2 separate regions of the Homo sapiens genome follow, and region 1 is linked to region 2. Evidence: chromatin loops called from intact Hi-C (ENCODE). Cell type or tissue: endothelial cell of umbilical vein. All regions are shown on one strand. Links, peaks and the distances in the headings refer to the core of each region. The heading gives the core; the rest is flanking DNA. Region 1 holds the start of LOC105371341 (a long non-coding RNA gene). Region 2 overlaps LINC01572 (long intergenic non-protein coding RNA 1572).

Region 1 (5,384 bases), core at 107-5,106, 89 kb before region 2:
ATATCTGCAATAGCAATTTTATTATGTTCGTTAATCTATAGTCAAGGAATAACATTATTACAATTCTTACAGCTTTTCAAAGTACTTTCATAACTATTACCTTATTTCAACTGCATGGCAACCCTGTGATGTAGGTGGGTGCATTTTAAAGATGAGAAAATTTGGATCTAGAAAGGTTGGGGCTAGAATAGAATCACACAGAGTAAGGACAGGATCTAGATCTTAGGACACCTGGTCCAGTGCTGCCAGGGGAGAAAGGGAGTTGCCTGCTGTGTATGCTGCTGGTGACATCCATAGGGACCTGGCCGTGGGGGGTCCCTGGGTGCTTTAGCCTGGTTATGACTCTCTGCCTGGACAACTGTCCACTTAATGTTTCCCCATTTATTGTTTCGCAGCCTGAATAACTCCTTGTTCCCACACCACCTATAGGACAGATTTGCAGAGCTCTCAAGACTGGTGCAGATGCATAATGTGTGACCACACCATTGCTTTCCCAGCTCTTCCCCCCTCCCCCAGCAATACTTTAACAGTGACCTGGAGGGGTCTGATGGGAAAGCTAAAATTTGGTTCTATGTCCTTGGTTCTCAGGCTTTCCTTTGAAAGGGTGATGAGATACTAATTTGAGTTCATAATTTTATGCTGAACAATTATCCTCAGAATAATGCATTTTGGATTTAAATTTCAATTGGAGTTTGAGAGGTGCAAAAGTTACAGGAACTATGTCCACATTTTCATCATACATTTTCCTCATTCCCAACAGTTACTATATCTCCAGTACTTCCCACATTACATCTTGTTTTCAATTCAGTTAAAATCCTGTATGCCTCCTCTGAATATCATAGTTAGAAACAAACAGAGATGCTCAGAGTAATTCTCCAGAATACGATGGGGAACACTTTCCCAGGTTACAGAAGGGCCTGGCTCCAAAACAAATAACAAAGAACTCCAGCAAAGCTGCCAATCACAATCCTTTAACATTGAAGCAGATCAAGGCATTGCAGTGCATTTCCCACTTATATTCAATCACAACATTTACCTTTCCCTCTGGGCCCATTTCCATCCCAGAAAAGGGCTAATATTGATTAATTACCCACTATACGGTTAAACACCTTTCTTTATATACATTACCTTGATTTATTAAAAAATACTTTCAAAGCTCATTATTGAAGTCAGATATAAATGAAAAGATCAGATATATTGAAAGACAACAAATTCCACGAGGCCTTCACCAAGACCACTTCCTCCTCCAGGAAGGCCTCCCAGATCCTTCTCATTTTCCTCCACCAAACTGAAGTAACTGTCCCATCCTGGAATTTTCACATTACTTTATTTCACTTGCTACCTTGTAATAGAGTTATTTATTCATGTCCTATCATCATATTAGAGAGAAATTACTTTTATTCATCTCCCTGTGGACACCATGACTAGCATGGTTCATTGTATATCTTGTACACAAAAGGTGCTGAGTAGAAACCCTTGAATGAATGAATCAGTGAGTGAATGAGTCGACTTGGGACTGGAGCTGGATCTTAAAGGACAGGTGGGTTTAGACACTCCTCAGTGTCTGAAGAACTGCAAGAGTCAGCAGGGTTGATTCACTTCTCAGTCACAGTAGACTCTAGATTAGTCACTATCACCTATAAATCATTCCAGCTGGCATCCTTCATGGACTCTTCACTGATGTATCTCTTTTTAAAATTTTATTTTATTTTTAGAGATGGGATCTTGCTATGTTGCCCAGGCTGGTCGTGAACTCCTGGGCTCAAGCCATCCTTCCTCCTTGGCCTCCCAAAGTGCTGGGATTACAGGCGTGAGCCACTGAGCCTGGCCCTGACGTTTTTCTCTAACCATACTAAGAATTGAGCAATTTTCCTCCCTAGGTCCCACCCCGACACTGGTTAGACTAGTTTGCCTGTAGTGTGGTCTCTGCTGACATCAACACTTCATTGGGATAGGAAGTTGGCACATTATTGCAGAGTTCCCATTATTGCCCCGTAGGAGGCTGTCACTTCCCCAAACTGCACTAGCTCTGGTGCCAATCTCTCACTCACGCATCCTCCTCCTGACTGCTGGGAGCACACAGGCATGCTGCATGTCACCTGCTCCTCGGGCTTTTGACAATCTCCTTCCTTTGTTTCCAAATCCTAAGCAAATTGCTCGGTTGACAATCAAAGCCTACTAACATCAAACAGCTGCTATAGACAGGTGTGTTCTACAGTTACCTGCTGTTTGCTTTCCTCAGCAGGGACTGATATGACAAACAAAACCAAGAGCTGGGTGCCGACGTTCAGAGTCACTCCTGCAAGCTCAACCTAGTGTCTGTTTCTTTGGCTTCCCTGGTATTTTTCAGACTTGGAAATTCACCCTACCTGTGGCCTCCCTCAGTCCTACAGTGTGTGGCTGGCTAGGGTGTTGTAAAACCCTGCTGATTCTTGCAGTTCTTTGCAAAAAGCTAGGAATCACAGTGGCTGCATTGAAACAAAGAGGTTGCCCAGTTCTGGAATCTTTGGTTTATAAATGGCACCCAGTCTCCTTCAAATATTTTCCACTTTTCTTTCTTGTTAGTGCACTTATATGAGTGCTGTCTCCTGATTTCTGCTTTTAGCAGAAAATATCTCAGGTTCTCACCTTTGAAAGTTGCTCTAAACACCCTGGAGCATGTCTGGTCACTTAATCCCCCACCACTGGTGGGTAAGAGGGTGTGGTAGGTTGGAGGTGAAATGGATTTCCAACTTTCCAATGTTCCTTCCTATACTTTGGAGTCTGGAAAACTAGCAACCATTGTTTTCCACGTTCTTTTCTATTTTTCAGATGCGTTTGTCCCTGGGTCTCTGGATGTGATTTAAGTTCTGCCAGTCAGACGTGCCCAGATGAAATGTGGAAGGGGAAGTGAGTCAGAGCTCATGTTTTCTGGGGCTGCTGTTTCTCCGGCAGCACCATCATGGTTGTGTCAGGGTTTTCTGTGGCAAGTACGGATGGTGGCCACTTTCTAATTATATCACTTCCTGATCTTGGTGGCTTCCTGATCACCAACGAGGCAGCAGTTTCCTTGGTGCCCTGGTGTTCAAGCCACTCCTGAAAGCTCAATCTAGTGTCTGTTTCTTCAGCTCTCCTGGTAATTTTGTAAGTCATTTAATACCCTTCTTTCACTTGCTAGAGTGAATTCCCTATGACTTCCTTACGACTGACCCTTAATCAAAACAGAGGGCAATTGGGCTAGGACATTAATCCCCCACTGCTGAGCAGGGTGCACTGAGGTAATCAGTCAGTCAGCAGGGGTCCTACCTCAGCCTCAGGCTGGATGTTCCCAGGGAGGAGAGCCACCATTCTGCCAGGGAGGACCCTGTCTGCCTCTGTGCCACGCTCATGTCCTTCCCGCTGCTTGGGATAGTTTTTCTTCCACGTCTACGTTTCTCCTTTGAAAGCTACTCCTTTTCCCAAGCTGGAAGCAGATTTTTCTTGTCTGAACTCTGTGAGCACTCAGCATACTTCTCTTATGGTGAAATGATCACTTTCTTCTTGTGTTATTGTTACTCATGCGCATTTTTTTTTTTTTTTGAGACAGGGTCTTGCTCTGTTGCCCAGGCTGGAGTGCAGTGGCAGGATCTTGGCTCACTGCGGCCTCAACATCGTGGGCTCAAGTGATTCCTCTGCCTCAGCCTTTTGAGCTGCTGGGAATACTTTTACTTTATTTTTAGAGATGGGGCGTGCACCACCGCACGTTGCTAGTTTTTTGTGGAGATAGGGTTTTACTATGTTGCCCAGACTGGTCTCAAAACTCCTGGGCTCGAGCAATCTGCCTGCGTTGGCCTCCCAAAGTGCTGGGATTACAGGCGTGAGCCACCACACCTGGCCATTGTGCACATTTATCCCCTGAACCAAATGGGCAGTCCTTTAAGAGCAGGAGCACAGTCTGGATCATTTTGGCAGGTCCTGAGTATGTCAACCCTGGTGTGCCTTGTGTATTCAGGTACACGATGACATTCCTGAACGAATGAATGAGCAGAGGGAAGGATGTACAGGTAGCTGTGCTCCCTGGCTAGTACTTGATATACCATTTTTTATTTTCCTCCACGTGGATTTTGGGGGCCCTTCAAAGAACTCATGCCAGTTTAAATGATGGCACTGGAGTACCAGCACCACCCAACAAAACTTTCTGTGATGATGAAGATGTTCTATCTGTCCAGTGAGGTAGCCCTAGCCACGGGTGACTATTGAGCATTTGAAATGTGGCTAGTGTGACTGAGGAATGGAATTTTAAATTTTATTTAATTTGAATTAATTTAAATCCAAGCAGCCACTGTGGTTACTGGCTGCCATATTGGAGAGTGCGCCATCAAATCACATCCTAGCCTGGTGGGCACACAGGCCCTATGTACTAACTACTCATTCTGCCATGGACAGGATGACAGGCCAGGACACTCTGGATGCCATCCTCAGTGTGTCTAGGCTGTGACTCTGACTTTCTGGGCCAGGACCAGGGCCTTACAGTGCAGGAGAAAGACAGAGATGTGGAAGCTTCATGGGGAGGCTTTAAAAACAGGTGAGTAGCTCTCAAATACTCTTTTCCCTAATTTCTAAAAGCGATCTGCCTGCTTCTTGCACTCCAAAGCGCTGAAGCGTTGGTGTGGTGCTGTGGCAGCAAGAGGCAGCACGTCGCTAGAAGGGCGGTTGGCCTTGTGTTGAGCAGCCTCCTGCTACCGATTTTCCCTGAATGGACAGCTCCTTTTGGAGAGCATAATAAGTTTCTCATGAGGACATTTGTCCCGCTCTGTGGCATCTCCTACAGTAACCACGTGTGTGTCCAATTGCAGCTGGACAGCAAGAATGCAAACAACCCCTGTGAGCATCCTGGATTGCTGTGGGTAGGGTGACCCCAACACAGCCCAGGCCTGGCCACTTTGCTAGCTCTCCATACACATACAAAAGGGTATGATGCCAGGACAGAACTAGGATAATGATGCAAAGACAGAGCATGGCACACACACTTAGTGCACATACATGGTCACCTGGCTGCAGAGTGGCCTCCTTTCATGAGGTTCCTAGAGCACACATGCAGGGCCCTTTTGTTTATAGTCGTCTCTTCCATAGAGTTCTTGGAGATCATCAACCACACTTTGGTCCACTCTGCTGCACACTCATATTTTTATCCACAGAATTCAGCCCTGCCCATCACCCTTGATGCCCTTGGCATAACCTAAGCAGGTACGTTCTAGAAGCATCTAGATGGAGGCTCTGAGGGCCTCCATCTCTTCCTGTTCTACTGCTCTAGGGTCACCGTCTATGAAAGTGGAAGCTCCAAAGACAACAAACACACACACACAGAGCCAGAAAGAAACCTCACTGCTTTGTTTTGCTCCACTTAGGGCCCACTGAGAATGAAT
Region 2 (5,384 bases), core at 294-5,293:
ATTGTTCCAATGTCTCATAAAGGAAAATATCATCTCAGTGTGATTTCTTTGCTTCTTTGCACTGTTCAGCTCAATGTTCTCTTTCCAGCTGGGCACAAATTGAGGACACTGGCCTTTTCAATGGTGGGCAAAAAGCCATAATGGGAGGGAGGTGGCAAGCATCAAAGGAAAGCTCAAAATAAGGAAGGCTCGTTATTTTATCAGAAACTAGTTTTTCTTGTTACTGTTTCAAAAATTATTCTCAGGCCTCACAAAATAACTGAGAATAAGTAATGTACTAACATTAAGAGTTACCCAGTCAGCCTGAGCTGGTACTCTGGATGGACCAAATGCTAGAATATTTCTTTACAGACCCAGGCTAAAGTTGTAGTGAGGGTTTTTGGTAGTGGAGAGACTTAGATGGAACTAGATGATTCCAAGCTCAGCTGGAATCAGGTCAGTTTCATTCACTTGTGTCTTTTGAGACATTTATCACCATCACCATCATCATTATCTTTTATTGAAGTTCAACTATCTGCCAGACCACATGTTATTTCATCTTATTGTCAGAAAACCTCTGCAGAGTGGGCACTAATATCCCCACTTCTTGGATGAAAGATAAAGAAAAATGAAATGACCCAAATATTCTCATCTTATATTAAAACCAGGGATAGGATAAATGCCCTTAGCCCTCCTTAGCAGGTTTAAATAGAGACAAAGTCATTCAGAGCCCTAAGAAGAGCAGGTGCTAATACAGAACTTCTTTCTTTGCATGGCTTCAAAGCAAGTTGTTCTAAGCAGCCAAAATGAGGTAACTGAGCTCAACCACATTCATCTGTCTTCCAGCAGTGAATGCAGATTTACCAGGTAGGAGACAGATACTTGAGACAATAACGATTTGCAAAATTTGGTGTATCCAGTGGGGCTGCTTTCAATCAGGGCTGCTGATGAAAAGGTCAGGTTATCTGAGCCCCACTTATTTCTTCCCCACTCTAACATCCCACCTATTCACAGAATCTGCTTGTTGTTCCTCCAGATGTGTCCTGGTCTATTCACATCCCACCACCCCAAGACCATCCTGTTCCAAGCCACCATCAATCATAGCATGTCCCAGAAGCCTGCTAAAGGGCCTTCCTGCCTCCACTTTGCACCTTACAATCAGCCCTCCCCACAGCAGCCAGCTCCATCTTTTACACTGAAATCAGATAATGCCACTCCCTCACTCAAAACCCTCCAAGGGCTTCCCATTGCACTTTGACTAAAATCCCACCTCTTTGTCAAGGTCTACCCAGCAAGGTCTACCCCACCTCTTGTCCTTTAGGTGTTTGCTCAAATACCATTTTCTCAGAGACTACGCACCTCAGAGGCAGTCCCCATCACCTTACCCTGTATGTTATCTTGCTTTTGAACAGTAGATCTCAATGACCAAGCACAGTGCCAAGCACAAGGACACTAAGTAATATTTATAAGAATGAATAAGTGAATTCCATATCTTCATTGACATCCATGACTTCTGAGACAGAAGAAATGAGACACCTGAGGACTAAGAAAACTTACTATTAATTGGTCTGCCCTGGAAAGAAAGTATTTGACCTGTTGTCTCAAGATAGATAATTTATGTAAGGAAATCAGAATAAATACTATTTTTTATGTGTAACTATGGGTGAAATTCAACTGATACAAATAAAAGTCTGGACTAGTAACTATTTTAGCTTACTATTTATGAAGTTGCAGTATTTATAATTACGTTTATATCAATATAGTATTTTCTACTTTCAAAAGCGCTTGATTAAAAACAACTTTATGAAGGATACAGATATTATTCTCTGCATTTTACCGATTTTAAAAAGTGCTAACAGTACTATAGCCAGTGAGTATCAGGTCACAATATGGCCTGGCAAAACTGAAGGCCCAAAGACTAACCTTATGAGGATATTTTCACTTATGTCACACTGGGAAAAGGACAGATAGGATACACAGAGGAAAGACTTTTGTTTAGGGTGGTATATGATGTTTCTGTAGGGTGGTGTATTTGTTTCCTAGGGTTGTCATAACAAATTACCACAAACTGGATGGCTTGAAACAACAGAAATGTGCTTTCTTACAGTTTAAGAGGCTAGATGTCCAGAATCAAGGTGTTGGCAGAGCTATGCTCTCTCTGAAGGCTTTAGGGGAGGATTTTTCCCTGCCTCTTCCATCTTCTGGTGGCTCCCGAAATTCTTGGCATTTCTTGGCTTGTGGCAACATCACTGTAGTCTCCGCGTGTCCTTTCTTCTTCTTATAAGGATATCAGCAGTCAGATCTAGGACCCATCCACATCCAGTATGATCTTATCTTAACCAATTACATCTGCAAAGACCAAATAAGATCACATTCTGAGATTCTGGGTGGACAAGAATTTTGGGGGGACATTATTCAACCCACTACAGATGGGCAGTATGAAACTGTAAACATCACCTTCCTGTTCATCCTCAGTTTCTGTGTGTTCTTTAAAAGAACAGGGATCCTATATATTTTCTCCTTGCATTTTGTTCTCTCCCCTGCCTGTGACTCATACTCACTGGCTCTTATTCCTGTCTCTTCCCCTTCCAGTAATATTTCTGTAACATTCTGTATGGATGAATCACACACACATGCACATTATGAATCCATGCAACAGTACAACTTGGTTTTCATTAGAAACTTTTCTAGGATATGGATTCCAATGATGTTCCAAAAATCAGATAATTAAATTCTAGCTAGAAGCATAATAGCTCTTAGGCAGAAGAGCAGCCAGTGATTACAGGCTGTGGTAAAGGAAGTCTGGAGGAACAGTTCATCAATAGCTGAGTCATAGGGTTCCTATGATTGTTTCAATGAAGCATTTAAGGTTTATAGTCTTTATGATAGTCTTTCTCATGCCAAAGGAAAGTATACTTAAAAGATAATGACTTATTTTAGAATCTCTTAGTACTAAGCCGTTTTGAGCTCCATTTCACAAGCTCTATTTCAAGTGAATGTTTACATAGTGTTCATAGCTATGGTCTTCATATTGTAGCATCATATGTTCATAGATATTGTGGTCTTTGACAATCTCTCCTGTTATCTATTTCATTTTCCTTCCCTGGTTACAAGGAAAGCTCATACCTATAAATAATCATTTATGTTTTCTTTTCTCTGCTTGCAGTTTTGACTAGCTTATTGTCTCACTGAATATGGCTCTATTCAGTTCCTACTGATATGAAGAGACTATCGCTAAAGATTTTTTTTAACCTATCAGAGGAAGTTCCTGGATCTCTGGCCTTAAAATCCTGTCTCTATTTATTCTTGAAGAAAAAAATTAGAAAGAAAACATGATATTATGCCTTGCACATAGTAGGAATTCAATCAATATTTATTTCATTTGGAAATTGACAGCAATATTTTGATTTAAGTTGTACTAGACGAATAAATACAAATGGCATTCACTTGATGATGGCAAAATGGTGCCGGGACAACATCCAACAATGCATCAAATGTTCCACAATAAATTCAGATAAATAAAAATACTACAAATAGGCCCATAAAATTACTAGAAGAAATAATGAGAGAATTTTTTAAAATAATGTTGGATAGAAGTCTTTTCTAAATATAACACACAACCCAGAAGTCAAAACATAAGGATTTATAAATTCATCATCATAAAACTAAAACAAATTTCTATATGAAAAAAATCATCATAAGTAAACAGAAAAATGACAAACCAGGAAAAATTTATAATTCATATAACAGACAAAGGGCTAATTTCTATAACATATGTATAAGAAGCTCCTATAAATCAATATATAAAAGTCTAATAACCTAATGGAAAACAGGGAAATAGTTTATAGGAAAAGAAATAAAATTACTTTTAATCATATTAAGGAAACAATCTCACTCACAGTAAGAGAAACACAAATTAACTCCACACTGAGATACCGTTTTGTATTTAATATATTTGCAAAACCCCCAAACTATTGATAATACAATGAACTTGTGAAGGTGTGGTAAAATAGGTTTATTTCATACATTAATGGTGGAAGTGGAAAGTGGCACAAACTCTATGGAATGCAATTTTCCAAGACCCACTAAAATTACATGCAGCTACCCTTTTACCTAGCAAGTCCAGTTCTATGAATTTATCCTACAGATATGCCTGCACGCATGTAAAATGGCACATGTAGAAGGCTACTCATTGCAGTTTTGTAATGAAAAAAGATTAGAAACTACTTAAATGGCCATCAGTAGGATGCTGGTTACATTAACAATGGTTTGTCCACACAACGGGATATCATGAAGCTATGAAAACGTTGAGTATTCTCCTAAACAGAAATTCTTTCTTTGTAACCATTGCAGGAAAATAAAATAATGACAGGAGGGGTCCAGAAAGGTCTTAATATCTATGAACAGAATACATTGTAAAATGAAAAAAAAAAAAAGGTGGAGAACAGGTTGCGTAGGGTGCTGTTTGTGTAAAATTGGACAGAGGAGCATACACATGTATTAGTATTTGTTCGTATATGTATGGAATATCTAAAAGAGTACACAAAAACTGACAACATGCCTTGCCTTTGGGAAAGGGAATAAGGTGGGTAGAAACAGGATTTTCACTGTGATCCTTTTGTACTTTGCTTTTTGAACTCTAAGGATATATTCTCTATTTAATAAATAAACATATTTTAAAAATAGCTCTTACACATAGACATACCCATAACCACACATACATCCAGATCAAACTTCATTTGCTAATCAGACCTCAGACTCAGAAAGATGAATAAATCCTTGGCACATGAGGTTCTCGGCAACATTATCAGGCTACTGGGCTTTGGGAGTTACTGACATATTGACACCTGCGCTATAATTAGGGTAAGTGGAACTCACCAGTCAAACATACTCGTCTTCTGAGTTCCTAGCACATGCCAGGCACATTTGTTGAATTCAAAAACAAAAAAAATGAAGGATAAAATACAGTTTTAACAGCAAATGGCCTTTGTGGATAATCCCAAACTATTAGTAAAGTAAAAATAATCATAGTTGTTATGCCCAATAAGTCTGGAGACTTGACTTCCAACACTGGGCTGTCTGTTCACTGCATTACTAGTAAATAGGGAGCCTGGACTAGATCATTTCTAATGCTCCCCCCAATTACATTTCTCCTTGAAGTATCCTAATTGCAGCATTCTTTACAAGAGTGAATGACCAATCTCTTCATATAGGGTTATGTCTAGGTCTTCAGCTTCTTAGACCTGGAAAGACCTCAGTGTGTTCCCTAGGATCTCAGTCTGACACCTTTCCTCTTTGCCTTCAAATAGACACAAGTCTTCCTGTTACCCCAAAAAACCTTCGCTTGAGCCAATGGTCCACTTTGCTATCCTTCTATATCGCTCTTCCTTTTCTCTGTCAAATTT

What was found. Peaks named below come from ENCODE experiments on the same cell type or tissue, not always from the same donor. Only the 100,000 strongest peaks of a DNase experiment are listed, where the experiment ranks them.
Region 1: a loop joins it to region 2, with 2.9 times the contacts of the local background. A loop is called at or near these places in 1 of 110 quality-filtered maps.

What each region holds. Positions count from the first base shown.
Region 1 is chr16:72,200,648-72,206,031 of GRCh38, forward strand. LOC105371341 (a long non-coding RNA gene) reads left to right here and starts at 3,014. Exons shown (of 3, transcript XR_933729.4): 1 at 3,014-3,123; 2 at 4,405-4,543. It also overlaps a transcript of PMFBP1 not described here. RefSeq lists enhancers at 2,786-2,855, 2,886-2,955. In endothelial cell of umbilical vein, for the core only: no CTCF peak of the experiment used is centred there; a DNase peak (open chromatin) is centred at 2,894; H3K27ac peaks cover 1,157 bases.
Region 2 is chr16:72,289,086-72,294,469 of GRCh38, forward strand. It overlaps LINC01572 (long intergenic non-protein coding RNA 1572), which reads right to left. Exons shown (of 14, transcript NR_126330.2): 10 at 2,085-2,328; 11 at 1,365-1,522. Among named protein-coding and RNA genes, the nearest start is that of PMFBP1, 120 kb to the left of the region's middle. RefSeq lists an enhancer at 1,428-2,627. In endothelial cell of umbilical vein, for the core only: no CTCF peak of the experiment used is centred there; a DNase peak (open chromatin) is centred at 2,786; H3K27ac peaks cover 3,141 bases.